Linked DNA regions of Homo sapiens: region 2 is linked to region 1. The links are chromatin loops, found by intact Hi-C in ENCODE. Cell type or tissue: HCT116. All regions are shown on one strand. Links, peaks and the distances in the headings refer to the core of each region. The heading gives the core; the rest is flanking DNA.

What was found. A loop is a pair of places that touch in the nucleus more often than their neighbours do. Peaks named below come from ENCODE experiments on the same cell type or tissue, not always from the same donor. Only the 100,000 strongest peaks of a DNase experiment are listed, where the experiment ranks them.
Region 2: a loop joins it to region 1, with 6 times the contacts of the local background. A loop is called at or near these places in 3 of 110 quality-filtered maps.

What each region holds. Positions count from the first base shown.
Region 1 is chr2:199,738,606-199,741,528 of GRCh38, reverse strand. It overlaps a transcript of FTCDNL1 not described here. Among named protein-coding and RNA genes, the nearest start is that of FTCDNL1, 110 kb to the left of the region's middle. In HCT116, for the core only: a CTCF peak has its summit at 1,526 (motif pointing right); a DNase peak (open chromatin) is centred at 1,548.
Region 2 is chr2:198,656,431-198,659,353 of GRCh38, reverse strand. All of the region lies in intron 1 of LOC105373831 (a long non-coding RNA gene), which reads left to right. Among named protein-coding and RNA genes, the nearest start is that of LINC01923, 280 kb to the right of the region's middle. In HCT116, for the core only: a CTCF peak has its summit at 1,660 (motif pointing left); a DNase peak (open chromatin) is centred at 1,653.

The DNA.
Region 1 (2,923 bases), core at 308-2,807:
TCTGAAATGAGTAATATAAATATGTCACCTAATCGAAAGGGACTGCTAATTAAAAAATAAAATGTTGAATTAGTTCTTATTTAAAAAGCATGGTGGTGCTTTGTGGGCCAGTGCTACTTCCTACAAGGAGTTCATCAATTAATTAGGTACATATTTAATAGACTTCTTTGGTTACCCAGTTTTGCATTTGTATTTTCATAGGTTGATATGGAGACTTTGAGTTTTGTTTTTTCTTTTGTTTTGTTTTATTTGAGAGACAGGGTCTCACTCTATCGCCCGGGCTAGCGTGCAGTGGAGCGATCATAGCTCACGGCAGCGTCGAACTCCTGGCCTCAAGCGATCCTCCTGCTAATGCCAACTCTAAAATACCCAAGGCAGGATGAACACAGGCTGTCTTCTACTTATTAACTGCACGAACATAAGCAAGTTATTTAATCTTTCTAATTGCAAATTTTTTAACATATAGAGGGGAGGTCATAATTCCTGCCTCAGGGAGTTGTGTTGATAGAGTGGCATGACCGTTCTTTGTGATCTGTGAAGGACTGCCTGAATGAAGACTTGTGAGACACTGCAGGAAGCTGGCACACAGTGGACCCTCTATAACATTTGCCGAACCATTTCATGAAAGTAGATCCTAGCCCTGTCTTCTAACAGCATGAAAAGGGGCATGTGCTCAATTTGTGTAATCCAAATTTTCAAATCGAGAGTTGCTACCTGTTAGCTCTCCCCAGGACTGCCACCTCCCTTTCGTGTGAATGTGAGTTGCGTTTCCAGACTCCCCTCAACAACCTCCCTCCGAGTTTTCCTAACTCAAAGAGGCTACAGGAGATTCAATGACAATTGCCTTTGAGGTTGCCAGAGCAGGCAACTCTTTGTTTCTAATGAATCCATTGGATGGGCCTTTCTCCCCTGCAGCCTTGCTCTTGGAGATCACCTTGATCACAGCTCACCCCACGAAGCTGGGGAAGGGAGGGCACCTATGGAATGTCCTTATGGTGTTCTAACACGTCCTTAGAATGGGGCTCCAGCCCTGTGCTCCACTCCTCCGGGCAGCTCCCATGATGCTCAGATTAGGGGGCAAGAGGGAATGGGGCAGAAAATAAGGCGATTCAGAGGCTCTGGAGAGCTCTCAGAACTACAGCTTGGCTTGAGTTCCCACTCTACCTTTTGGTGGTGCAACTGGCTACGTCAGACTCTGAACTATTAACACCTGCAGAGTTTTCTCTTCTCCAGGCCCTGCTCCATCTCAAAAGTTTCCGGCACCACCGTGGCTGCCTTTGTTTCTCTTGTCCTTTCATTTAGGTGGCTCTTTGCCAGTGATGGTAGCTCATAAAGATGACTAACAGTCATAAAATGAACCGAGTTGTTTTTCCATGCAATAGTGATTCTTTGCAGTTATAATTCTTCTGAACTGACAGCTAAGAAGTGAAAAAAGGTGCGGTAATTGAAATTAATTTCCCCTTTAAACAGTGGTTGTTTTCCACCCTCGAAGTTCTTCTGGCGGCAATGCGTACTCTCGCCAGCAGGGGGCAGTGTTCATCTTTAAATGACGTGAGCCTGGCAGGCCCGGCTCCCAGAGTTCGCAAACCCCACCGTGTCCCAGGATCCTAGGCCCTCCAGAGCCCATACTGAAGTTCTTCTACACACAACGTCTCCTGAATGCAAATCTTATGGACTGGTAAGTCTAGATTTGCTCTGAGTTCTGACATTAAACAAAAGCACTTCCATAAAACGGAATGACGGGGACTTTATGGCAGCATGCAGCGTTATTTTCATTGTGAATAATGTTTTAAGCATTTCGGGGTGTTGGGATGGTCACAGAGTAACTGAAAATCACTCTAGTATTATCATAGCTGCTAAACTGGGTTTTTTGTTTTGGTTTGGTTTTGATTGTTGTAGTCACCCTGAGGCTGTTCGAATAAGCAAGGGAGGAATGAAACAACTTTCTCCCAATTAGCCAAACTCCTGTATGGAGGCCTCTGTTCTTTCACATAAGCATACTCTAGCTTCCCAAAACAGAAGTGTGTTGTCCACAGTGTGGTGACTTGGATTTTGAATGTAAAAACTAGAATCACACTATGTTGCAAGTCAACTTTTAACCAATGAATAGATGATAAGCCCAATATACTCTAAGTTTTACCCGTAAAGCTCCTTCTGAAAATAAAAAATTCGCAGCACACATTTGTGTGCATCCTTGCAGTTTTAGCCCCCTGTTGATAAGAGCACCCCGATTCCGAAGTGGTAGAGGGTAGGGAAAGAGGAAGGGCTATCTCCTCTCCAGTGGCCTTGAGGCAGGAACCAGCATTCAAGAATGTGAGTGAAGTCGGGTGATTAAAATAGCCACACTGCTTCAAACTTTGAAATCTTACTTAAAACACAGTCTTCATTTTATTTCAATGAGAGACATACACTTTAAGGAAACATTTAACATTATTTTTCCAGGTTCTTGAAGAATTTTGCATTTCTTCCTTCCTTCTGAGACATGGTTTCTAGTAATTTCCCCATACAATTTGGGCTTCCTGTGACTGAGAATTTATTGCAACGCCTGTCACATTTTATGGTGCTATTACGAAATTTAACTGAAATACATGAGAATGGTGTGTTTACAAAGGTTGTGCAATCCTCTGAGTTAATAGAAACAAAGTTCCTTTGGAAGAGTTAAGTGGGTCTTAAGCTATAGTACTGAGAGAGGGATACAGAGAGAGAGGAGGAAATTTAGCCCTTACAGTCTTCACCTTTGCTTCACTCCATCATTATTTGCTTTTCTCTTTACCATCATTGATAGTTGAATTCAGCATTCACACCAAAGCAGCTGTGTATTGAAACGAGCTTTCTTAAGAGTTAAGGAATTTAAAGCACTGAGATTTTGGACTTTGGGAAACACAAAGTGAATCATTTGACCTTGAATTGTGTATCACAATCC
Region 2 (2,923 bases), core at 184-2,683, 1.1 Mb after region 1:
AGCAGGAAGGAAAATGATTTGCTTTTTCAAATTGGCTTTGAAAAGTGTATCTTCTGCCAAAAGGCCTCTGGGCATGTGTATGAAACATCGAAAACAGATACAACAATACACACAAAAAAGAAATAAATCCCCAGAGTTGGCTCCCCATGAAGTAGCCAAATGGGATCTACCAATCGAACTGAATGAACCATGGAAACAGCACTCTTCTTCTCTATAAATAGCACTTCTCCATGAGAGTTGAAATATATGGGGAAAGGAGACAGGTACACATTGGTACAATCATATGAATTATGATAAAAAATATTACTGCCACACCTTTTTAAGCGGTTCTGCTATTTTTGATCACATTTTCTATTTTAGCAAAATAGTACATCTTAGAAATAGTATTATTTAAGGATCCACAAAGACTAAAAATCTTCAAGCTCTTTGAAAATGTAGAGATGCTTGTTAATTTAACATTTAACTACAGTAACTTTAAAAAATACTTTGGCATCTTGGTTTCATTATACAAATATATTCTTACTCTCTTGCTCATAGGAGAATCTAGAATTCATATTTAATGTTCTGATTAATGAGCATAAACAATGCTTTTAAGATTTTTTTTTACCTGTGTATAATCAAGCCATCTAGTTCCCAGTAACTGCAAATGTCACAGATTTCAATGGTCTCTTTGGGACTTTTAATCTGTTTGCTTTTATAAAGAAGGTGATTTTATTTTTACATTAAGGAAGCATTAACATCATTAAATGGGCTCCCACTTTATGATAACTGCAAATGTCACATTGATCCAGAAAGATAAGAAAATGTGCTCATCTTTGGAACAAATATCCAAGGCATGAGCAGGCAACCCACACTATTTGCATTAAAAAACAAATTGTATAAATGCAGAAGATTGATGTGCCATCTGTTCATGTCCTTCACTTTTCTGGCTCTACTGTGTTGAGATATTTTTATGGAATAGTTACGTTTATTATTTTGAAAATGAGCCACAGGTTAAAAAAGTTTATGGTGGGTAATATAACTCAAAGCTACTGGTTTACTCTGTTCCAGGTATTAAAGCTTGCATTATGTTACATTTCATGTTTTTAAATGTATCACTCTGTCCCTTATGTGGTCTGATGTTCAGACCAAAATAAAGTGTATACGAAATTATAAAGGATGTTTAGGATCAAATCCAAAATATCTTACTAAGACATCTCTTGGAAAGGAGAAGAAAAAAGTCCTTTAAAAATTAACGACTTCAGAAACCTCTGGCAATAGGCATCAAATTGCTCTGTGACTCCCAAGGAACATAAAGGAGTAAAACAGAGTAAATAAATACCTTTTGGGGGGAAGCACATTGGCTTTTAAAGGATGTGCTAAGGCACTACTTTCTTCATTTAATTTGTCATATAAATATCTACTAGCTCATCTAGAAGTTATGAAATTCCATTTTTCTTTTACTTTCTTTTACTCACACCACCAATATTTGCTTTCTTTTTTGAAATGGAAAAAGAAATCGCAGTTTTCCTGCAAGAAGCTTAAGGCTCCATTGTGAGTATTTTACATTTTTTGATTAATTGGACACACACATACACTCACACAAACACACACACACAAAAGCAATTGTGCAGAATGAAGCTCTCATTCAATAATCGCCCTCTGGTGGCAACTGCCTTCGACACCCTAGGCCAAATTTTTTGTCTACAGTACCTTTAAAAATTTATACAAGCCTCCTTTTGCTGTGAAAATTGTACATCGTGTGGCGTCTATATCACTGAATACCATTTCATACATGTTTGTGTATGTGAGTGATTTATCTATAGGTTCATGTTCCCTCAGAGTTTGATCTTATGCTTTTGGCATCGTTGGTTTCTGGTTAGAAAAAGAGTGGCAAAAAAAAAAAAAAGAAAGTTTTTTTCCTGAATTTTGAAACACTCCTGTCAAGTCACTAAAATCAAAAGCTTAAAATAATTTTTAAACACATAATCTTATATTTTCCAAAGGATACCTGATTTTCTTCATCCCTAACCACCAACAGTTTACTGTATTTGGAAAAGATCTATGATGGTAGCAATAATAGCGATTTCTATTTCATTGTCTTCTCAGTGAACATGTGAAAAAAATGCACGCTAGAATAATTTTTCACACCATCAATAATAAACTTATTTTATGTGACTTCATATTTAGCATGTGTAATATTCAAAAACAGTTCTTATTTTGATTTTCTTTGTTTTTTTTTTTTTTTGCAAATGAGTCACTAGTGTACATGAAAGAACAGGACATTATCTGCTGAGAAGCTCAAGCCATATCACTTAGCATGCCTGGGCTTGGGACATGCCCCATGCATCCATGGAGGTCCTCTTTGATTAACTTAGTCTAAAGAATCAAAGAAAGTTTCTAAACGAGGGAAGAGGGATCAAAGGCAGCAACTAAAATGAGTGAAGAAAATACACAGGGTAGGAAGAAGTAAGTGCTGGTTAGGATTTTCTGGAAAAAGAAGTGAAAAAGTTGTGAACATAGAAAAAGCCACTATAGAATATTTTAGAATATCTACAACTTTTTCTTAAAATTGTTTTTACTTAACCTTAGGCAATAAATTGGTCTGCCCAATGACTTCCAGACTACAAGGATAAAGCTAGAGACCAAGTTGGAAATGTGATATGGAAAACATTAGTAAAATAGAGGTTTCAGTCATTACAGAACGTAAGTGACCTTCACATTGTATATAGAAGAATGAAATGCTGTAATATAATCTGCCATAGCATTTCATAAAGGTCAGAGAAAATTCCTGTAAATCCATATTTACTCATGGAAGGCATACAGTCCACCTTGGAAGAAGCAGTGGTTAAAACAAGTTTGTAATTGCTAATATTGGAAACATGCAGAAAAATATATATAACATATATCCATATTTTTTCATTTTGAAAATCTAAAGAAAGAT